Linked DNA regions of Homo sapiens: region 1 is linked to region 2. Evidence: chromatin loops called from intact Hi-C (ENCODE). Cell type or tissue: IMR-90. All regions are shown on one strand. Links, peaks and the distances in the headings refer to the core of each region. The heading gives the core; the rest is flanking DNA. Region 1 has its middle 160 kb from the start of DUSP6. Region 2 overlaps POC1B-DUSP6 (POC1B-DUSP6 readthrough).

The links. A loop is a pair of places that touch in the nucleus more often than their neighbours do. Peaks named below come from ENCODE experiments on the same cell type or tissue, not always from the same donor. Only the 100,000 strongest peaks of a DNase experiment are listed, where the experiment ranks them.
Region 1: it touches region 2 in a loop (4-fold over the local background); 3 of 110 quality-filtered maps call a loop at or near these places.

What each region holds. Positions count from the first base shown.
Region 1 is chr12:89,187,072-89,199,555 of GRCh38, reverse strand. No RefSeq gene overlaps it. Among named protein-coding and RNA genes, the nearest start is that of DUSP6, 160 kb to the left of the region's middle. In IMR-90, for the core only: no CTCF peak of the experiment used is centred there; a DNase peak (open chromatin) is centred at 6,935; H3K27ac peaks cover 614 bases.
Region 2 is chr12:89,446,221-89,458,704 of GRCh38, reverse strand. All of the region lies in intron 9 of POC1B-DUSP6 (POC1B-DUSP6 readthrough), which reads left to right. All of the region lies in intron 10 of POC1B (POC1 centriolar protein B), which reads left to right. It overlaps LOC105369889 (a long non-coding RNA gene), which reads right to left. Exons shown (of 4, transcript NR_189732.1): 3 at 7,064-7,178; 4 at 6,550-6,648. Among named protein-coding and RNA genes, the nearest start is that of GALNT4, 72 kb to the left of the region's middle. In IMR-90, for the core only: no CTCF peak of the experiment used is centred there; DNase peaks (open chromatin) are centred at 4,914, 6,574 and 7,584; H3K27ac peaks cover 3,824 bases.

The DNA.
Region 1 (12,484 bases), core at 2,827-10,826, 260 kb after region 2:
GAAGTAGAAAAATATTCCATTTTCATGCAGAAATTGCTGTTTCTCCTTAAATTTTTTATGTATAGACTGTGGAGAATGATGATCATTTCCTCTCTAGATTTTTGGGTTTATTTTTAATGGTAATAATGGTGCAGAAAATGCACTGTGAGGAGCGCATATCTTTATTTTACAGGGAAGAAAAAATCCTGAAGATTTTTGATTAATGAATAACATGATTAAAATGGAATTTTGAAAGAGGAACTTTTTGGCAGCATGCATGATGGAATGGAAGTAGAAGAAACTTTCATTCTAGTCATTTCAAAGTGTGTGGCACCTCACTTTGTAACTGCTGAATATAGAAGAGGGGAAATAGGGACATCCAGCATGAGATGAGTGGGCCATAAACAACACTTTCAGTATAAGTAAGAGCAAGGCTTTTTCTTTTTTGAAACAGAGTTTCACTCTTGTTGCCCATTTTGGAGTGCAATGGCGTGATCTCAGCTCACTGCAACCTCCCAGGTTCAAGCAATTCTCCTGCCTCAGCCTCCCAAGTAGCTGGGATTACAGGCATGCACCACCATGCCCGGCTAATTTTTTGTATTTTTATTAGAGATGGGGTTTCACCATGTTTGTTAGGCTGGTTTTGAACTCCTGACCTCAGATAATCCACCCGCCTCAGCCTCCCAAAGTGCTGGGATTACAGGCTTGAGCCACCGCACCTGGCCGGCTTTTTTTTCTTTGGAAGAAATGTCACCTAAGGAGGAGTTAGCATTTAAGAATATATCTTCCTTTAAGAGGTCACTTTTTACAGAAACTCACTCCCACTTAGTAATTTAGAAAGAAACAATTGCAATCATTATAAATATTCACTTAAAATATTCAATAAATAACAGTGACTGAAGTTGGTAGACTGCATGATAGATTTGTCGCAGGAATAGAAGGTTCCTTTACAGAGTTTCACACTAGATTACATAGAAAGGCAGGTCAGGATGTTCCCAAGAGTGATTCCATATGCTTGATTTCTGTGAGAGACAATTGGCTTCTCTATTAGTCCATTGTCATATTGCTATAAAGAAATACCTGAGAAACAGGTAATTTTTAAAGAAAAGAGGCTTAATTGGCTTATGGTTCTGCCGGCTGTCCAGAAAGCATGATGACATCTGCTTGGCTTCTGGAGAGGCCTCAGGAAACTTAAAATTATGGCACAAAAGGTGAAGGGGGAGCAGGCATGTCACATGGACAGAGCAGGAGCAAGAGATTGGGGGGAGGTGCCACACACTTTTAAATGACCAGATCTCACAAGAACTCATTCATTATCGAGAGGACAGCACCAAGAGGGTGGTGCTAAACCATTCATGAGAAATCCTCCCCCATGATCCAATCACCTCCCACCAGGCCCCACCTCCAACATTGGGGGTTACAATTCAACATGAAATTTGGGCAGGGACATGCATCCAAACTGTATCAGCTTCTTTCTGCTCCTCTCATCCCTAACCCCTCCTTTATGGCTCATAATGGAGATTGGTTTCAGTTGGTCTACAGGTCCTTCACACCTGATGGATCCACCCTCTTCTCTTTTTTCTACTAAACTTTGTTCAGACCCTCTGTCTAATTAATTACTCCATCAGTTTCCTTAAGGGACTCCCTGCCTTCAGGTCTTTCCCCATTTAATGTATTCTCTGCAGCGCAGCCAGAATGCTCTTTCTGAAATACAAATATGATCACATCTCTCTCTGGCTTTAAACTTTTTACTGACACCTCAAGTCCTATAGGATCAAGTCCAAAGTGTTTAGCATGGTTTACAATCCGTAGTCAATCTACTTCCCCAGACATATCTCCAGCCATTCCTATCTACACACTCATACTCTACATACCCAGCTGTTCCAGAGGCTGCCATTGTTGCTGACAGACCGTGGATCTTTTTCTTTGCATATAGTTTAAGCCTTTCAACTATTCTACTTTAAACTTAATTGTCATTTTAAATACATGAACATATATTAATTATACAGACCATACTACAAGCCTGTCTTTGCTCTGCCCTCATGGCAAAGTGTGATATTCTCCAGAGGCAACTATATTCATTCACCTCTTAGATATTTCTGGTGTTTCTCTTTATCTATCTGTCTGTCTGTCTATCTATCCGTCCATCCTATCCTACCTATCATCTATCATTTCTCTTATTTTTAAATCTTAGACGTGCATCAAAATACTAATGTGGAAAGTTAGAATTTGGCTTCTTTGACCCCTCTTTCTACAGCATTGGTTTAGCCTCTGAACTGGGTACCAGTTTTACGTGTCTCCTCAGTTTCTCCTGGTGCTGTCCATTTCCCAGATAGTGCTGCTCCTCCCAGGAGATAACCAGTCATTTGTCCTGGGAATGTTGGGCCCTTGTTCTTGGCTGCTAGTAGCACAGCTGGGCCAGCTAATTTAATGACCCAAATTTCAGGCTCATGCTACCACATCTAGACTCAAATGAAGCTCCAATCCTCGGTACACGAGATTCAGCATCCCGACTGGATGTGGAGGGGCCAGATGACCCACCTTAGAAAAGAGGGAGGTCTCTGTGGGTGAACTTTGGCCAGTGAGAGGACAGCATGTAACATACAACCTTTATTGTTTCCCATTCTTTTTGCTTTGCTTCATTTCTTCTTTTCTCTCATTGACTTGGGTTTGTACTTCTCCAATAAAGCCTCCACACTTTAATCATTTTATTAGGCCCTATTTTTTTTTTAAAGTACTCAAGGTTAAGATGCTTTCCCTCCTGGGTATGTGTATATGTGTTACAATTTTTGGTTAATTCAAAAATCAGAACTTAAATGATCATGATGATATATATGCTACATATCCCAGCAAAACCAGTAAGCATGATTTTAAATTTGTTTCCTAAAACTTTGGTGTTTTTGGAGTTTAAGATTGCATGGATTTTTTTTGTGCATTTATGTCCTATGCCAGTAAAGAAATTTTCTCAAAGTACAAAAGTACTCTTAATGTGGCCAAAAGTGTTAGGTAATATAACAGTTTTTCTTCAGTCTTTGACATTCCTGCTGTAGTCTTGTGTTCTCTCATTCCAATTTTAACTGGTTGTTCCTTAGACCTGATATTCAATACTATCCTTTAAATTCTTTTTGTATCTTTCCTCTGTGTTATCTATTTCCCAAATCCAATACCTTCCTTCTTCTTGGTTTGCTATGTCATGTTGATAAAGCATATCCTCCAGTAGCTTTCTGAGATAAGGTGTATGGGTAGGCAATATTTAAAAAACCTTAAACATCTGAGAAGCTCTTTATTTAACCTTCATATTTAAGTGATAGTTTATTTGAATATAGAATTTTTTGATCGAAATAAATTCTTACCAGAATTTTAAAGGCACTGTGCATTTCCCTGCCTCACCCCAGTATATTGCATCGTTACTGAGAAATTTAATGCCAATCTAATCCCAAGTTCTTTGTGTATTACCAGTTATTTTCTCACAGGAATTTTTAGTGCCTTTAAAAAAATCTCTAACATTCTGCATTTCATAATGTTGTGTATTGGTGTGGGTCTTATTTAACAACAGAACATCAGGTGCCAATTTTTAACTCAGGTCCATAAGTTTTAAGAAAAAATTTAAAATTATCTCTTTAATTATTTTCTGCTATCTATTTTCTTGATTATTTATTTCACCCCTAAATGTCTTGGTTATGTTTGTGCATTCTTCCATGCTCTGGGGATATAGCAGTGAACACAATTAACACAAAGATGAAAAACATCATGCCCTCATGTACATTCTGATCTCATGTACATTCTGATAGTAGAGATAGATAAATAAGTGAAACAAAAGTCTGTTAGGTAATGATAAGTGCTATGGAAAAAAATAAGGGCAACAAGGAGGTTATAATATGGTGTGTATATGTGCATGTGTGTGTGTGTGTGTGTGTGTGTGTGTTGTGGGGGAGGAGGAAGGGAGGGAGAGAGAGAGAGAGAGAAAAAGCGAGAGAGAGAGAGCGAGAGAGAGAGAGCAATTTAAAAAATGGTGGCCAGAAGAGGCTTCACTGAGAAAGTGAGGTGTGAGTAAAGACTACAGAAAGTGAGTTAGCTGTTAGATATCTGGGGGGAAAGCTTTCCAGGCAGAAGAAACATCTCAAACTACAGATGCATTTAAGGAACAGTGAAGAAGCCAGTGGGACTCTAGTGAAGGAAGCAAATGGGACACTTGAGGGGATGAGGTTAGGTTAAAAGCAACTAGGGCTCAGATTGTGTTAAAACCTTGGGTAGTAAAAGAACCATTGGACAATTTTGAGCAGAGGGGTAACCTGATCTGACTTGTATCTTAGTGGCTAGTGTGTTGAAAATAGTCTGAAGCAGTGCAAAGGTAGAAGCAAGGGTGCCATTTAGAAAGCTGTTGCAGGAAAGTAAAAGAGAAGTAATAGGTGACTTGTATCAGGTTAGTGGCAGTGAGGATTGGGGGATGTGGTGGAATTCTGATATAGTTTGCCTGTGTCCCCACCAAAATCACATCTCGAATTGTATCTCCCATAATTCCCATTGTTGTGGGAGGGACCTGGTGGGAGATAATTGAATCATGGAAGCGATTTCCCCCATGCTGTTCTCATGGTAGTGAATAAGTCTCATGAGATCTGGTGGATTTATAACGAGAAACCTCTTTCACTTGGCTCTCACTTTCTCTTTGCCTGCTGCCATCCATGTAAGACGTGACTTGCTCCTTCTTGCCATCCACCATGATTGTGAGGCTTCTCCAGCCACGTGAAACTGTATGTCCAATGAAATCTTTTTCATTTGTAAATTGCTCCATCTCAGATATGTCTTCATCAGCAGTGTGAAAATGCACTAATACAAACTCTTTGTATGTTATGAAGATATAGAGTTGTCATGATTTGTTAACAGATCATATCTAGGGTGTGAGATAACAAGGAAGAAGTGATAACATCAAAGTTTTGACTCAATTCTTAGAAAAAAGGAGTTGCCAAAAACTGGAAAAGGGAGAGAAGTACAGAGGAGAAAGTTTTTATTTTGGCAGGGGATTGTGGAGTGTTGGGGAAGGAGGGAGGAAGGTAAGTTAGAAGTTTGGAATTTGGCATTAGAAGCATGAGATGCTCTTAACACAACTAAATAGAGATGTAAATTGGCAGTTTGACATTTAAGTCTGCATGTTCAGGGGAGGCATGAAGGCTGGAATTGTAAAAGTGGAAGCCAACAGCATACAGGTGGTCTATATGACCATGAGGCTAGACAACATAGCTCAGGAGGAGGAGTGCAGATTATAGAGAGAAGAGATCTGAGGGCTATGCTTGGAGTAGACTGCCTACATTTAGAGATCAGGGAGACATGTAAGAAACAACAAAAGAGATAAGAGGAAATAGGCAGAAAAGTAGGAGGAAAAGCAGGCATATGTGGAGTTCCACCAGCCAAGCAAAGAAAGTTTTCCAAGGAGGAGGGAATAATCTGTTCTGTCAAGTGCTACTGAGATGCAAGGTAACATGAAGACTGAGAAATGACCTTTTTATTGGTGATCAGGATAAGAACAATTTTGGTGGACTGGTGGGGGTGAAAATCAGATTGGTATGGGTTAAGAGAGGGGAGGGAAGGAATTTGAAATAGTGGGTAGAGACAACTCTTTTAAGGAGTTTTGCTAAAACAGGAGAAACAAATAGGATTGTAGCTAGAGCTCTATTCTGTATTTTAGGAATTCCTATTATTTAGATGTTGAATATTCTGAATCGATTGCCTTATTTTCTTTCTTTTCTTTTCTGTTTTTCATATTCCTGTTCTGTTTTCTGGAAGATACCTTGATTTTATCTTAAAACCCTTCCTTTGATTTTTTTCCTGCTATCATTTAATTTTGAGAGCTAATCTATTCTCTAATTGTTCATTTTTAATATGAACTGTGAGCTCTGTTTGTCCTTGTTCCTCATTTATCATAGATTCCTTTGAAGTATCTGAAAACTGATATTTTAAAACTAGTAATAGAGCTTTTCAATTTTGTTCTAGTTAGCTTCCCCCAATGCAAATTATTAAATGATATTTAAGATATACAAAATGATATAAAGGATAATACAACAAATTCCGTGTGCTTAAAATACAACATTTTAAAACTTTGGTCTCCCAGGTTTGTTTTGTAAATATAGTATCTTCCCATCTTCCTAAAGGCATTTATTAAAGTTTATTTTTCCCTGAAGCTTTTTTTCTGCTTACTGCATTGATCTCTATTTCTTCTGAGTCCAATTCACTCTCCTGCTTTGTTCTGTTTGCTTTAGTCTGTGTTTTGTGTTAAAAGACTTCCTCAGATATTTGGAGGATGGATGCTTATCCATGCCTAGTTAAGAGTGAGGCTCTAAAAAGCTCATTTGTAGCTTTGTGTGCCTGGGCAGCACTGGCTGGCTGCCACCCTTCAATAGGCTGAACCTCAGCTCTTTCCTCATGAGACCTCCAAATGCCAGTTTCTGTAGATCTCTTCTCAACCATTCTGTTCTCTCGGAGGAGAATCTTACAGTTTCCTGCCTAGGGATACAATTCTAGACTTGGAAAAGAGGCCGAAGGAGCCTCACTATCCAAGATGTATATTTTCATTAATCTCCCATCTCCAATATGGCACCTTGGCCCTGCCCTTAGCTGTACTTGGGGTTTGAGTCAAGGCCTCAGGTTAAGATTTAGCTTCTCTTGGGAGTAAACCTCCTGTCTTCTGCATAAAGTTGAAGAGGGACAGTCTCCTGGTGCTACAAGCTGGGGGAAGTAGTGGGAGGCATCGAAAGCTCCGTGTAGGTTTTTAACTAGTTCTGTTCTCAGCTCCTTCATCAGCTGTAGGTCTCTGCCTTCCTCCCTCTGCTGAGCCACTCACCACTCTTGTGGCGTATTTCCATCGATGACTTCCTCATCTTTCTTTTTGTTCTGTTGGTTTTAAAGATGGGGCTTAAATATTTACTTTATGTAATTTTAAAGGAGTGACTCAGAAGTAAATATGTATGGTCAGTGCTCCAATGTTTACTTGTGATGCCACTTACTCACCATTACCCAGTTCAGATGTGACCTTCCCTGAGAAGATGTCCCCAGATAGAGAGAGCTTATTCTTCCTTGGAGCTCTGATACCACTCATGTGGTAAATAAGTCTCTTACATTAGCCATTACTTTGTCTCTTTATTGGACTCTAAGCCCTTGGAGGGCAAGGACGATTACTTATTCATTCTTTATTTTATTTTTATTTTTTAATTGACAAAAGTATATATATATATATACTTATCTTTACAACACGTTGTTTTGAATACACTGTGGAATGTATACATCGTGGAATGTACCCATCATGGAACAGCTGAATCCAGCTAATTAACATCTTCATTATTTCACATACTTATTTCTTTTGTGTGTGCTGAGAAAAATTAAAACTACTTTCTCAGCAATATTAAAAAATAGAATACATTGTTACTAACTGTACTCACCATGTTGTACAGTAGACCTCTTAAACTTATTCCTCTTACTGAACTGAAATTTTGTATCTTTGATCAACATTTCCCCAACTCCCTGCCTTCACCTCCAGCACCTGGTAACCACCATTCCACTCTCTACTCGTACCAGTTCAACTTTTTTAGATTCCACATACAGGTTAGACCATGCAGTATTTGTTTTTCTGTGCTTGGCTTATTTCACTTAATATAATGTCCTCCATGTTCATCCATGTTGTCACAAGACAGGATTTCCTTCTTTTTTAAGGCTAAATGATATTTCATTGTGTATATATACCACATTTTCTTTATCCATTTATCCATTGATGGACATTTAGGTTGATTCCCTATCTTAGCTATTGTGAATAATGCTGCAATGAACATGGAAGTGCAGATGTCTCTTCAACATGCTGATTTCCTTTCCTTTGGGTATACAGTATATCCAGTAATGGGACTGCTGGGTCATATGGCAGTTTTGTTTTTAACTATTTTTTCTTTTTTTTTGAGATGGAATCTCATTCTGTCACCCAGGCTGGAGTGCAGTGGCCTGATCTCAATTCACTCACTACCACCTTGGCCACTTGGGCTCAAGTGATCCTCCTACCTCAGCCTGCTGAGGACCAGAGAACATAGGCACGCAAGGTGTTACTATGTTGCCCAGACTGGTCTGCCACTCCTGGGCTCTCAAAGTGCCAGTACTACAGGCATGAGGCACTGCATCTGTCCTATATATATTTTTTTGAGGGAACTCTACACTGTTTCCCATAATAATTGTACTAAGTTACATTCCCACCAACAATGTTCAAGGGTTCTCTTTTTTCCACATCCTCTCCAACCCTTGTTATATTTCATGTTTTTGATAATAGCCATTCTAACTTGCATTTCTCTGATGATTAGTGATGTTAATTTTTTTATATACTCTTAGCCATTTGCATGTTTTCTTTTAAGAAATGTCTATTCAGATCCTTTACTTATTTTTAAGGCAGTTGTTTTCTACTATTGAGTTGTCTGAGTTCCTTATATATTTTGAATTGTTTGTAAATATTCTCTCTATTTCTTAGTTTTTCTCTTCACTCTGTTGATTGTTTCCTTTGCTATTTGGTTTGATGTAATCCTGTTTATCTCTTTTTGCATTTGTTGCCTCTACTTTTGAGTTTATATATATATATATATATATATATATATATATATATATATATATATATGTAAAATCATCACCGAGACCAATATCATGGAACTGTCCCCTTACTTTTTGTTCCAGTAGTTCTACAGTTTCAGGTCTTATGTTTAAGTCTTTAGCCAATTTTAAGTTGAGTTTTGTACATGGTGTGAAATAAAGGTCTAATTTTTTTCATCTGCATGTAAATATCTAGTTTTCCTAGTACCTTTTATTGAAGAGACTGTCCTTTCCCCATTGTGTATTCTTGGTGCCTTTGTCAAAAAGCAATTGACTGTAAATACATGGATATATCTATGGACTCTGTTTTGTTCCTTATTTATGTGTCTGTTTTTATACCAGTACCATGCTGTTTAGATTACTATAGCTTTACAATGTATTTTGAAATCAGGTACTGTGATGCCTCCAGCTTTGTTCTTTTTGCTCAAGATTGCTTTGGCTATTCTGGTCTTTTGTGGTTCATGCAAAATGTAGGATTGTTTTTTCTATTTTCAGGAAAAATGACATTGTAATTTTGATAAGGATTACTTTGAATTTCTAGATTACTTTGGGATGTATGAAAATTTAACAATTTATGCGCATAGAATGTCTTTCCATCTATTTGTATCTTCTTCAATTTCTTTCATCAATGTTTTATGGTTTTCTGTACAGGCTTTTCACCTCCTTGGTTAAATTTATTTCTAAGCATTTTATTATTATTGTTATTTGATAGCTCCCATAAATGGGATTGTTTTCTTGATTTCTTTTTTTCTGGAAAGTTTGATGTTAATGTACAGGAATGCTACTGATTTTGTATGTTGATTTTATATCCTTTACTGAAATTTGTTTACTGAATTTTACTGAAATTTACTGAATTTGTTTATTGGTTCTAACAGTTTTTTGGTAGAGCCTTTAGAGTTTTCTATATACAAAATCATGTTTTCTGCAAACAAGGACAATTTACATTTTTTCTTTACCATTTGGAGTATTTAGTTTTTTTCTTTTCCTATTTACTTTGGCTAAAACTCCCAGTACTGTGTTGAATAGAAGTGCTGAGAGTGGGCATTCTTTTCTTGTTGCTTATCATAAAATAAAAACTTCCAGCTTTTCACCATAGAGTATACTGTTAGCTGGGGTTTTGTTTGTTTCATTTGTTGTGTTGATGTACATTTCTTTTATACATAATGTATTGAGGATTTTTTTTCTCATGAAATGATGTTGAATTTTGCCAAGTGCTTTTTTGTCATCTATTGAGATGATCATACATTTTTTGTCCTTTATTATGTTAATATGATGTATCACATTTATAAATTTGCATACGTTGAACCATCCTTGCATTCCTGGGACAAATTGCACTTGATCATGCTGAATGATCCTTTTAAGGTGCTGTTGAATTTGGTTTGCTAGTATTTGGTTGAGGATTTTTGCACCTATGTTTTTCAGGAATACTGTCCCATAATTTTCTTTTTTTCTAATGTCCTTGTCTGGATTTGCTATCAGGGTAATGGTGCCTCATAAAATGAGTTTGGAAGTATTTCTTCTTCTTCTATCTTTTGGAAGAGTGTAAAAAGGATTAGTATTAGTTCTTTAAATGTTTGGTAGAATTCAATAGTGAAGTTATCAGGTTCTGGGCTTTTCGTTGATGGGAGACTTTTTACTGCTGACTCAATCTTCTTACTTGTTAATAGTATTTTTTAGATTTCCTATTTCTTCATGATTCAGTCTTGGTAAGTTGTATGTGTCTAGGAACTTACCCATTTTTTTCTAGATTATTCAATTTGTTGGCATATAATTATTTATGGTAGACTCTTATGACTCTTTGTATTTCTGTGGTATCAGTTGTAATGTCTCCTCTTTCATTTCTGATTTTACTTATTTGAGTCTTCTCTCTTTTTTTCCTAATTAGTCTAGTAAGGGTTTGTTGATTTTGTTTATCTTTTCAGAAAACACACCCTTAGTTTCGTTGATCTTTTCTATTGTTTTTCTAGTCACTATTTCATTTATTTCTGCTCTGATCTTTATTATTTTCTTTCTTCTGCTAACTTTGGGCTTAGTTTGTTCTTGTTTTTCTAGTTCCTTGAAGTGTAACATTAGGTCGTTTATTTGAGATTTTTCTTCTTTTTTGATGTAGGAGTTTATTGCTATAAACTTGTGTTTTAGAAGTGCTTTTACTACATCCCATAAATTTTGGAATGTTGTGCTTCCATTTTTGTTTGTCTCAACATATTTTTTAACTTTCCATTTAATTTCTTTGTTGATCCATTGGTTATTTGGGAGCATGTTGTTTAATTGCCATGCATTTGTGAATTTTCTGAAATTCCTCCTGTTGATTTCTAGTTTTATACCATTGTGGTCAGAAAAGATAACTTGATATGATTTCAATTTTCTTAAGTTTGCTAAGACTTATTTTGTGATCTAACATATGATCTATCCTAGAGAATGCTCCATGTGGACTTGAGAAGAATGTGTATTCTGCTGCTGTTGGATAGAATGTTCTCTATATGTCTGTTAGGTTCATTTGAGCTAAGGTGTTTAAGTCAATTAAAAAAAATTAAACCTGTTCATTGCTAAAAGTGGGGTATTGAAGTCCCCTACTGTTCTTCCCCTACCCCTGAAGTCCCCTATCCCTTCAGATATATTAATATTTCCTTTATATATTTAGATGTTCTGATGTGGAATGCACATGCATTTACAATTATCTCATGAAGAATTGATCCCTCTGTCATTACATGAGGATTTTTTTTTTTTTTTTTTTTTGAGACAGTCTTGCTCTGTCGCCCAGGCTGGAGTGCAGTGGCACGATCTCGGCTCACTGCAACCTCCGCCTCCCAGGTTCAAGTAATTCTCTGCCTCAGTCTCCAGAGTAGCTGGGATTACAGGTGATTGCCACCACTTCCAGCTGATTTTTGTATCTTCAGTAGAGATGGGGTTTCATCATCTTGGCCAGGCTGGTCTTGAACTCCTTACCTCGTGATCCACTCGCCTCAGGCTCCCAAAGTGCTGGGATTACAAGTGTGAGCCACTGCGCCCGGCCACATAAGGACTGTCTTTGTCTCATTTTATCGTTTTTGACTTAAAGTTTATTTTACCTGATATAAATATAGTTACTCCTGCTCTCTTTTGGTTTCCATTTACATGGAATATCTTCCTCTATTTTTACTCATTCTTAAATCTCTAAAGCTGGCCATAGTGTTGGATGAAGACATATCTGCAAAAGTTACCAGTTAGGCTTGTTTGTAACTATCTGGGGGAGGTTATAAGGGCAACATGGTGCAAGAGTGGATAAGTAACATTTTATCATGGAAAAAATTGTTCTATTGCTTAATAGATCTGTGATGCTAAGCAAGTTATTTTTCTTTAGGCCCAGTTTCCCCAGAATTGTGACTGTAATAGTGCCTACCACATAAGGTTTATGGGGGAGAATTGAGCACTTTATTTTTTTCTTTTTCTTTTTTTTAAACCTTTTACTATGATTATTTTCAAACATACAAAAAAGTAGAAAGACTAGCACCATGAACCCCAGGTAATAATTACCTAACTCAACAATGATCAACATTTTGCTGTGCTTGTTTTATCCATCTGTCCCTCTTTTATCTTTGATGCATTTTAAAGGTAAATTTGGACATCATATCATTTCAACAATAAGCACTTCTGTATATATCTCTAATCATGGTATTATTAGCACCCTAACCCTAACTGAATTAACAGTTTTTTTATTTTTTTTATTTTTTGGAGACGGACTGTTACTCTGTCGCCCAGGCTGGAGTGCAGTGGTGCAATCTTGGCTTACTGCAACCTCTGCCTCCTGGGTTCAAGCTACTCTCCTCCCTCAACCTCCAAGTTGGGATTACAGGCATGTGCCACCACACTTGGCTAATTTTTGTATTTTTTTTTAGTAGAGATGGGGTTTCATCAT
Region 2 (12,484 bases), core at 2,435-10,434:
ACATTATGACATTACAAATTCTCTAATAGATCTCAAGAATAGTATTTATTGTAGAGGAATTCTACAGAGGACTAGTCCATTTTGAGTCTATCTTGTACCAGAAACCATTCTAATTATTCAAGGGTCCTTTCAGTGTTAATCCCATAGCAGAGAAGCCTCCTAGATCTCTCATTAGGAGTTTCAGTGACAAAAACGAAGTGAGGGTAACCAATGAGCTGATGGTTAAAGGGAATTCCAAGAATCACTGGTGACCACTAGGACTTCAAATCGATCTGTGTTCTTGTTTCTTACAGTATTCATGTTTATAACTCTAGCAGCATTGCTGCATTAATAATTTAAGAAATTAAAAATTAATGGGATGTCTACAACTTGCCACAGTGCTTGGCTTATAGTAGGTGTTCAGTACGTTTATGTTCAATGAATTACTCCAAATGCATGTTGTAGAAATTTACAAAATCTGATGAGTTAGGTTTTCCCCCTGTAGCGAGAAGGAGCAAACAGGAGGTTTATGAGATGTGCTGCCTCCTTGTGAGGTAGTCAGTAGACTAAAATTGCACATTTCTGGCCTAGAAAATATCATAGATCATTAAAAATCTTTGGTCCACCTTTTGAGACTCACTGTCTCTCCCAGTACCCTTCAAGTTTTGCAAAGCCTCATTACGTGAGGAATCCAGACAGTTTTGACAGACAGTGCTATTGAGGTGGGCATAACTGCCTCTTAGCAAGGGACAGCAGGATGTCCCTTGTAGTATAGATTGTACATATCTATTGTAGATCATATGTGTCTGTTGTAGTATACATCTATAATACAGGACCATAACTCGAGGAATATATGGGGTATGTGGGACTTTGAGAAGACAGTTCTGTATAACAAACACATGACATTTAATAGCTGTGCTACAAAACAGAATAATAAAATGGAAGAGTAAAATTATTATCCACAAAGGATAATATTAGGTTGAATTATATGAAATTGTCATTTTGTAGGCAAAAACAGTCTAATATCAATGACTTCACATGGTTTCACCCAATATATACGCATTAAAAGGAAGACTCCACTAGTATATAAAAATCCAGCAAACAAACAAACAAACAAAACACAGGAAAACAAAATCTTGTTTGCTATAAATTGGTTTGAGATTATGCTAATAAACTCCCATCTAGGTAGATTGTAATCTGGGACATAGCTGCTTGCTGCCAAGCAAGGTATAAGGACTTTATTTTAATAGTGCATTCTGAAGACATAGATTCTCATAAAGTAGTTAGACTTTTTAAAAGAATATCTCCAAAGGGCTTTTCTTTAAATTTTCAATGTGTATCTCTTTCTTTTAGTTCAATGATAGATAATTGGTTAGAAAACTAAAATAAAATTACTTTTTCAACTATTTACCTTTCCATTAATATAGTGGTAAATAAGCCTTAATTATAGTCTCCTCCCTACACTGACAGTTTCTCTTTTGCTTCTGCACAACAAATCAGACATAATTGTAAAGGGGATTTATTTCTGCTTTGGCATGAAGCACAATTGCATTCAATATTTTTGTGTGTACTTTGCATGTGATTGTAATTTAAAAACCTGGAGAAATACTGGAAGCCAAAAAAAGTAGTGTTTAAAGGTAATTTTTGTTATTGTTATTGTAGTTACTGTTTCTTTTGAGGGTTGATTTGTTTGGTTTTTGTAGATTGGACATTTCCTTAAAAATTCATTTCATCAAGGTAGGACATAAAAAAGATGTCTCTTTAAACCTTAATTTGTAAAATTTCTTAGTAGCATAAAAGAAGTTTGTTATGGTGTAAGAAATAGTTGGCCTCTATTTCTACTTTCACTTGATTTAATATTATATTCAGGAAGATTTGTAGATCGAAGTGTACTGATATCTGTGCTCTGATGTCTTCTCACTACAGAGAAGAAATTGTGGCATACAGTCTTTAACAGGTGGTATCTTTGTGGCTTGCACTTGTGTCTCTAATGCCAAGCAGGAAATTTGATACAATATTGTGGATCAAAATAAGCTGTTACTAATCTCTATTTTTAAAGCTTTATTGTTAAAAAAAAAAGTTTCTGTAAAGGAATATACTGGTGGCCATATAAACATAGTTTTAAAATATTGTTCTCAAATTCCTTACTCTTTATTCTTTTTATATTGTCACTTATATACTAATTTTCTAAAGATTATTTAGTTCAAGATTCCATTTGAGTCTTTTAATGTTTTCATGTTGTAGTTAGAACTAGACCAGGATTCTATCATCAAAATTATGGTAGGGCATTTATCATTAGCATTGACATGTGGTGTGGCTACACGGGATGTCCCACTCCTCTCTTCTAAAAAGACAAACAAGATACGAATTTGTTTCCTGTATCCTAATATAAAGAGTTTTAAACTGGTTGGGCACAGTGGCTCACACCTGTAATCCTAGCACTTTGGAAGGCCAAGGCGGGTGGATCACCTGAGGTCAGGGGTTCCGGACTAGCCTGGCCAATGTGACAAAACCCCTCCTCTACTAAAACTACAAAAATTAGCCGGGCGTGGTGGTGTGCGCTTATAATTCCAGCTACTTGGGAGGCTGAGGCAGGAGAACTGCTTGAACCCAGGAGGTGGAGGTTGCAGTGAGCCGAGATTGTGCTACTGCACTCCAGCCTGGGAGACTCCATCCATCTCAACAACAACAACAACAACAACAACAACAACAACAACAAAAAAGAGTTTTAAACTAACTGTAAATAAAATTTATCTTAAAAGACTCTAGGGTTATTACTTTTTTTATCTTTAGGAAAATTCTTAAATTCTGATGTATTAGTTTTATTGTTTGTCTTATAAATGAACAAAATGAAGTTGGTAATCTTGCTGTTGTTCCTTTGATTATCAAAATACTGGACTCTTCTCAGAGAGTTGACACTGTGTTCTCATCTTCATCCTGGCAACTGTGCATAATATGAACATAATGCAGAATATGTGTATGCCTTTCTTTAGAAGTAGGGATATTATTTCTTTCAAGTCAAATTAATTTACAATAAACATGCAGTTATGTTATAGAAAAAAATCCAAGGGTCTACAGTCTTTTGATATTCTATCAATCAAAATAGTTGAAGATGTCCTACATGAAGGCATTACATGAGATGCTGAGGGAGATACCAAGCTGGCTGCCTGACCTCAAGAAACAAACAACCTAGCCAGACAGAAGTAACTGAGGAAGAAGAAATCAGTGTTGGTTTCAGAACATTAGATGTCAAGTATACATAAATGTCAGTGAAAGATTGTTATTGGGCAGTATTCAGAGGAAATCATTAATGGGCTGCAGTAAGCTAGAGGACTTCTCTAGAAGAAAACCTTTGACCAGTTCTTTTTTTCTTTTTTCTTTTCTTTTTTGAGACAAGGTCTCTCACTCTGTCACCCAGGCTGAAGTGCAGTGGCACTGTCTCGGCTCACTGCAGCCTCCAGTTCCTGGGTTCAAGTGATTCTCCTGCCTCAGCTTCCTGAGTAGCTCGGATTACAGGCTCCTGCCATCATGCCCAGCTAATTTTTGTATTTTTTAGTACAGACAGGGTTTCACCATGTTGGCCAAGCTGGTCTCGAACTCCTGACCTCAAGTGATCCACCCACCTCGGCCTCTCAAAGTGCTGAGATTATAGGCATGAGCCACCGTGCCTGGAGGGAAAGCGAGGTATAAGTAGTTGCTTCAGAAGAAATCAAACACATATGAACCATGGTAATAAAAATGCATCAGTCTAGTTTAGAATCTTTAAGTTGCCTAAGTCAACTGACAGCAGATGTGGTGGGATCCAGGAAGGATGCCTACTCACACATACATGTCTCTGAATAAGTATTTATTAACTTACTATTCTTGGCTTTAGAGAATGTGAAGAAACAAAAATACCTGCTCCAGAGAAGCCTACATTCTACATTCCAGTCAGAGAGAGGCAATTCACAGATCTAAAAAATAAACTGTATATAGTACAGGGAATGCAAAGGTGAAAAAGGCACTGAAGGCAGAGAGGAAAAGATAGGTAGAGGGCTGCCATTTTAGCTAGTATGGCCAGGACAAGAGTCACGTGACAGGGGTGGCATTTGAGTAAAGAGCTGAAGGAGTGAAGGGAGCAAGTCATGGCTATCTGGGAAGGGCTCTCCAGGAGAGTGGGAGCAGTGATAGATGGAAGGCCAGATTGCAGGTGACATAGGAGCCACTGGGGGGTTTCCTGCAGAGGAGGGACATGACGTGACTTGTGTCTTAACAGGTTCACTCTGCCTGCTGTAAGAGGACAGGCTGGGGATGTTGATGGGGGTGGACAAAGAGACTAATTAGGAAGCTAATGAAATACTCAGACGGGAGGCAATACTGGCTTGACCCAGGGAGGTAGCAGAGGAGGTGGTGATAAGCGATCGGATTCTGGGTGTATTTTGAAGGCAGAGCCAAGAGGATTTCCTGACAGAGTGAATGTCAGCTGTGGGATTCCCTATCTCCCTTCCCCAGGGACAGTAAGATGTAGCCTTGAGTAATCTCAGGATAGCTGAGAATATCTCCTGGCTCTGCATCATTTTGGCAGAGGGGCTGATGAGAGAAAAAGAATCGTGGTTTTCCTGTGTTCTGTTCTAGGATCAGAAAAGTGATCGGCTGAATCAGTGCAAGAGATACTCTGCCATTTCCATGACTTTGGGAAGCACACTCCCTTCCTAAATGTCATTTAGATTTTTATTTTCTAGCAAAGTGCATTGGATTCTCTTTCAGAAAGTTTTTTTGCATCAGCCTATTTTTAGGAAGAAAAAGGTTATACACTTTCATGGAGATTGTCATATGGTGTATACTATCTGAAAAATATTAACGTGCTGACAAAATATATGGACACACAAAGAATAAACTTGCAGACACAGAGAGAATATTTCCATGAATGTTGTGGCAACAGTTCATCCTGGTTACTAGACAACATTGAGTAACTAGTTCAGAGTTATTTCAGTTCCTAACTGCTTATATAAGCAAAGATTTGGAAAGACTAAAAGAACACAGTGTATGTGAACTTCAGTGTCTTAAAACTAAAACTTACAACTTTGAAAGTGTAAAATGGTCATACGCAATGTAAAGTTTTTAAACTTTGCAGCAGTTTATATGGTGGCATTTGATTTGTCAGTTTAGGGCATATGACTTCTGAAACTAGGTGTATTTATCTATAACTTTGTGGCTGCTTCCTAAGCATTAGGAAACAGACATTTGTATGGTATCTTTAAGTGCTGGTTTAGTGGCTCTGCGGTATGTTTCTCCTGTCCCTGCTCTAAGGGTATGAAAGGAAATGAACTTAGGCATTTATAGGATCCAGGTCTCTGGACTCCCTAGCTGGTGCCTCCCTCAATTTATCTTCCTTTAAGAGTTAAGAGACTTTTTATCTTAACTGCAAATGATAGTAAATGTCAAGTGGATACAGTAATTTTTTATTCGGTAACTCAAGAAGTTAAATGTTAAGCCCTAAGATGCTTAATTGGAGTAAAAGAGGAATTTTTATAAGGTTTGAGAAACAATTTAAAAACATTCCCCTTCGAAATTAAGTGACGTAATTAAATTGTCAAAGACATTTAAAAAACAGAACATACATGATAACTAACAAGTAAATGAGGAAAAACACAACATTTTCAAAGATCTCTTGCCATTTAGAAACAGAAAACACATTAATATTTTTTCAGATACAATCTTTAAAATAGAGAAAGGAGAGAAAATATTAGAGACTGGAAAGAGACTATTTGCAAATTAGTTGGATCCTTGCTTTTGAAGTACTTCATGACCCATATGTTATAAAAACTGCTAACAGTTGCGAATGTGATGGCTGACCTTTTAAAAAAAATTGATTTGGGATTGTAAAAAAATAAATAAAACAACTAAAATGCTAAAGTGTTTTAGTTTGTTAAAGGAACGTGGTTTATTTTTTTTTCAAGATAGATAATCTGTATAGCTGTAAAGTTTACTAACAGTATCACCGTAATAAAAGATTAACAGTGAAAGCCAGAGGCTTCTTTTCCCCCCCTTCAAATAAAATATGCTTTTTAATAAAAATAGTAATAATCACTAAGTCCCAATTTTTTTAAGATATACTGACAAATATGCTAATTTGACCTTCTTTCTCTTTAAGTTTCAAAGTCACAAGGAAAGAAAACATATTAATGAATTTACCAAAAATTTGATACTCTTAAAGTTTTTAAAAATAGTCCTAGTTAAAGAATACTTTATGCAGTGAAACTTGTCCTTACTCCTATTGACAAACGTGATTTGGGACTTGAACTCTGCCGTATAAAATGTGAAGACAGAAAAAAAAAAGGAAAATTTACAAAAGGATTTATAAATCATGCTATTTGGGAGCCCAATAAATACTTTTTAGAATTTCCTTTAGAAAATTAGCACGTTTCTGGGAACTGGAGGTGTTCCAGGTATTATTTCTGCCTTCCAACTTGCTGAGATACTGTATTTCTAAACTGTGACGCCCCGGACTACTGCAGTAATACCGACTGTCCCGGGCCTGGGAATCTAAGCTGCATCCCCAGTTCCCACAGCTGAGACCGAGGCATGCTGAAAATGCCCGACAGCTCTCAGCCCACACATCCAGTAACAACTGGTTCCTTCCTCTTCCTGTGGAAGAGAAACATCCTCTGAGATGAGAAGAAATGCACCCTGAGGAATGCAAGAACAGCAGTGAGCTTTTCACACAGGAAATTACTACCGTAGCTCCCTGAAAAGTGCTTGTCTCCTGGACTGTCAGCCCATAATGAGCTTCCTGCTGACCTATAGGATGGTTTACTACGGAGCTAAATGCCATTTGTGGGGCTGTTGGAGCTTCACGGAAAATAGTGAACTTAGCTTTCAACTGTTCTGCACATCTATACCCATCTGGTTTTGAGTTATTTGGTGCTGCATAGATAGTGAAGCTATTGGCTTTGCTCCTTTATTTTGCCACTTGACAGTTAATTATTTGGTGAAAGTAGTCAGCAAGTCTGCTAACACATATTTTTCAGTCAGTTCTTCCTGCTTTATGCTGTCACACTATGTAAAACATATTATTAGGGCTTCTAAAGATTTAGAACCTTACCATCTCAGTGAACTGGTTATTAAGGCCCAGTGCTGGTCCCGGCCTAGTTCTTTCCATGTCTTTCAATTTCTTTGCTTTTACTTTCTGAGATTGTCAGGCCACACAATCATATATCCTGAAACATAAATAAAATTATGTTGCTTTCAGCCAACCAACCAACCAACTCATCACTTAAATGTCAAATTGACTTCAATTGACTTTTGCAATGGAAGATTTTTTTTAGTGTAATTTGATTTTCTATTTTTTGTGTTAATTCCTAGAGTATTTTGTTTTTCTTTTACTCAGGATCATGATGGCCACTACAAAGCTCATATTTTATATCATATGTACTTTTTAACCTACTTTCCAAATCACTACAGAATTTTGGTGGGCCTTAGTATTTATGGTGGCAACATTCTCATACTTTTTATGTATCTATTTGGATTATTTTTCTGAAGCACATAGAGTTGTTTGTTTTAAGTTGAAGGGGAGATAGAGAAGGAATGCCAGGCATTTCCTTTTCCTTTTCAGAATGTCTTTTTAATGAACATTCCTCTTTCCTCCTTGTGAACAAACCATCTCAGCTCTCAGCAAGGGAACTCTTGAGTGTCTAGTTTCTAATAATCCAATCTCTTGCCTTTGTTCCCCAACTCTAGGGAGCTAGTTTCATACATTTAATATCTCTGCTTACCTCAGAGCTCCCTTTTAGCATTTACAGACTTAGAAATCTGTTTAACCAGTTCCCTATATTAAATTCTCTCTGTTAAAATAATGGCTGTACTTTGTTTTTCTGCTGAACCCTGAGTGATACATAGTAAATCATCCTAAAGAAATAATAAGATATACATACAAAGATTTCTATTCAAGGATGCCTATTCCAATACTGTTTGTAATAACAACATCAACATGACAAAAACCTTTAAAGGTTTTCTATTTATTTTTAATTATTTAAAATGTTAAAAGCCTTAAAACAGCTTAATAAGCAAAAGATGTTATCAAGTTTATTTCATTTTTTAGTGACTTGTGAGTTTTGACGTGTTCATGATTGCTGTTTATTTGTATTTCTGAAGATTGTGTATTTGTGTACTTTGCCCATTTTCCTATTGTTCATTTTAAAATTGATCCTTAGGTAATTTTAATTAAGAAGATTGACCTTGGGCAGGGCGCGGTGGCTCACACCTGTAATCCCAACACTTTGGGAGGCCGAGGCAGGCAAATCACAAGATCAGGAGTTTGAGACCAGCCTGGCCAACATGGCGAAACCCTGTCTCTACTAAAAATATAAAAGTTAGCTGGGCATGGTGGTGGCTGCCTGTAATCCCAGCTACTTGAGAAACTAAAGCAGGAGAATTGCTTGAACCCTAGAGGCATAGGTTGCAGTGAGCCAAGATCGTGCCACTGCACTCCAGCCCAGGCGACAGTGCAAGACTCCATCTCAAAAAAAAAAAAAGAAGAAGATTTACCTCTTGCCATGTGCTACAAATATGTTTTCCTTTTTTCTCATTTCTCCTTGAATTTAGTTTCTGATTTTTGATAGGTTTAGCTGCATTACCTTTTTTAAAACTATTTTTTGTTGTTGTTTGGATTCTATGCAAAGAAATTCCCTCATCAATCCCCAAACATCTTAGCTACTCTTCTTGAGGTTTTATTTTTAATGATAAAACCTTAAAATCCATATGTATTAATTTAGGTATGAGGTACAGATTTATAGTTAACAAAGTACCCTCAATTTGTATTGTTTCACTGATTTGAATAACCTTCTTTAAACATTAAATTCATATGAACTTGTGTCTCTTTGGAGACTTTCTCTTCTGTCTTATTGCTCTGTTCTTGATCTATTTGTTCTTGATCCATTATCTGTTTGTTCTTGATCCATTATCATACCTTTTTAATCATTGTAGATTTAGAATATTTCTTTAAAATATTATATAATGTACAGTTTTTTCCTTCAAAACTTTCCTGGATGTTCTTGCCTATTACTTATCCATATGAATTTTAAAATTATTCTGTTTCAAAAAACCATCCCATTGGAATGTCGATTGCCATTGCACTAGATTTATAAAATAATTTGAGAATTGCCAACTTGCCAATTTGAGTTGCTTGTCTAGGAATGTAGTATTATATTTAGGGAATTGTTTCCCCTTTTTTCTTTCATTTATTTATTGTTTAATTGACATAAAATTGTATGTATTTCTTATGTATAACATGATGTTTTAAAGTATATATACATGTGGAATGGTTAAATGTAACTAATTTACAAATGTGTTACCTCAGTGTTTCAGTAAATCAATTTAGGAGCATTCTCATTTACATGCCTGTGGTTCCCATAAAAATAGCCACCATTTTTCACATACTACTAAACATTTTACTACTAAGCATGCATGTAGATTCTCACATTCCACAAATTAGCCTTAAAGGGGTAAGGTAACTTCCTCACAGACACACAGCAAGGAAATGATGGGGGCAAGCAAGGCTCCGATTAAACAACCTCAGAGGACAGACTGAACACCAGCACCAACCTGCCTTCCAGATGTTTAGACACACAGATCAGATGCCTTGCCACTTTGAATCCTGGTTTTAGCTTCCTTGTGGTCAGTATGATTTAACTTAAGTAAATGTTTTTTCACCATAATATAGTAGCCAAGGAGACCTGATGTATATCTCTGGTTGTGGGGAAAAAAACGGAAAGTACTGAGGACCTCCAGTTTGGGAGCAGGTGGAGAAATAGGCCCTTGAGTCAACCAATGTTTGTAAGTAACTGGTTGTGAAGGCTACTTTGGGAATTTAAGCATTGCCTATTCCTACTTGCCAAGTACATAAATCCTTGGCACACACCAGACTTCATCACACACAAGTCCTTAACTTAGTGTTAGAATGCTCATCAGGAAGAATTGTGTTTAAGACACACTTGTCTCTTACTGTTTATCCAGAAGGTGTGCCATATGGCATGCTCATCATAGGTTGTTCAAGCCTAATTGTGTGGATATAGCTTCCTGATATGAATAATTATTTGATCTGTCATGTCTTTAACTCTCTTTCATAATGATGTAATGGCTTTACCTCCCTTGGCAGGGCTTTGTTACTATTCACTGATTGCTCTCCCCAGGTTCTCACTTCTGCCCTGTCACTAATTTTCAGTTTTTGTCTGTCTGTTGAGAAAGGATATTCTCAGCAGTAGGAACTGTGTATGCAGAAATTTCCTTTGATGGTGTTATTGCCGTTCTGGTGTGTGCAGGTATTATTTTATTTTGGAATAGATGAGAACATCAGTTTTTATCAAATTTAGTTAGGGTGATTTTTATAAAGTGAATCCTATTTTAAATTGGCCTTTTGTTGCTGTTGTGTGGTTGGCTGGTTGGGTTTTGTTTGTTTTGTTGTTTTTTAAAATGGAGATGAGGTCTCGCCATGTTGTCCAGGTTTGTCTTGAACTCCTGAGTTCAAGCCATCCTCCAGCTTCAGCCTCCCAAAGGACTGAGATTACAGGCATGAACCACCATGCCCATCCTGACTTTTATTTTTAAACACAGCTATGCTTTCCTGGTAAATATCCTCAGTTAGTTGGGTTGGAAATCTTGGGGGCAAGGCTCAAAAGAAAGCCCAAGTCCGTGATACAAACTGTGTGGCTGTAGGCAGAATCCAGGCTATGTCTTCCAGTTTCTCTCTCTCTCTCTCTCTTAGTGTTCCTCAGGTCATGCGTTATCTATAGTTCCAGGAGGTCCAGTCGCTCCATGTTCAGGGCTCCTCAGACTCAGTTTGCCTCTCTTGGACTGATTATATCATAGAGCTGTATGTGTTACAGTATTAACACCTTGTCCCCATAGGTGGAACTTTCATAGGAATTTTGCTATTTACTTGGACACTTCTGCTTGAAGCTTTAGGTTCGTAAAATGAATTTGTGCCATACTTGGTCCATTCTCAAAGGTTGATAATATATAAAATAAATTTATTTTAAATGACATCTAGCATCAGGTAAAGTACCATGCTGAGTAAATATTATTCTTAATTCAGAACTATGCATTCTGGGGATAGCAATTTAATGAAATTTCAAGATGATAAATATTTAAAATAATTCCTTATTTTAAATAGAACTGGAAATGCATCATTAAGCTGAAGCAAAAACAATTGTATGCTTTGGAAAATCAGTTGAAATTTGAAGAATTTGACTAAGAAATATGCTCTCTCAGATTTGTACTTTTAGAAAATTTTGTGTACTTTTTGTACAGTTCCGTACACAGTAAAATTACTGAAAAAATTCAAGATATGTACACTTTTAGAAATTACTTTGTTCTTTCCTTTTCTAGAAATCACTTACATATTTCAATGTTCCGTGAATTATATATATAATAAACATATGACTGTCTTACATTTTGGGCACTGTGTATCAAAAGATCACATGAGAAACTTCAAACATGTCATATTATTTTTTTAAGTTACCATTTTTTAAATTGAGTATATTGATAAGTTTACCAAATAGTTACAATTGAGAAAAATAATTTTGATTTTAAAATAAACTATTGCTCACCTTAAATGTATTGAAAACTTTTGATTTAGAGAGCAGCAGTTTTCTCTAAGACGTTTTATTATTAATATTTAGTTAAGTGTTAAGATCTATTCATTTATCCTACAAAGTGCTATGACTATTTTTATGTATTTATTCATCAAGGAAAATGACAGTCACGGAGTTTATATCCCAAACTATGAGTATGTTTGTGAATATGTTTTGTTTATTTTTACTTTTTGCCTTGGTACCCTTTCCAGGCACTTCTCCCGGCAACAGTGGCATTGCTTCTGCCTGTCATATGTTTTTTGCAATTGAGCTCTTCCATTATGTTTCCCTATAACAACCTATTTCATGCACATGTTCTAGCTGTTTCATCCAGCAATTAATTTATATAATCTTTCCTATAGGTTTTTAGTCAAAATGTTTTTCTTTTTTTTTTTTAATTACACTTTAAGTTTGTTACATATGTACATGTGCCATGTTGGTGTGCTGCACCCATTAACTCGTCATTTACATTAGGTATATCTCCTAATGCTATCCCTCCCCACTTCCCCATCCCACGACAAGCCCCAGTGTGTGATGTTCCCCACCCTGTGTCCAAGTATTCTCATTGTTCAGTTCCCACCTATGAGTGAGAACATGCGGTGTTTGGTTTTCTGTCCTTGCAATAGTTTGCTGAGAATGATGGTTTCCACCTTCATCCACGTCCCTAAAAAGGACATGAACTCATCCTTTTTATGGCTGCATAGTATTCCATAGTGTATATGTGCCACATTTTCTTAATCCAGTCTATTGTTGTTGGACATTTGGGTTGGTTCCAAGTCTTTGTATTGTGAATAGTGCCGCAATAAACATATGTGTGCATGTGTCTTTATAGCAGCACAATTTATAGTCCTTTGGGTATATACCCAGTAATGGGATGGCTGGGTCAAATGGTATTT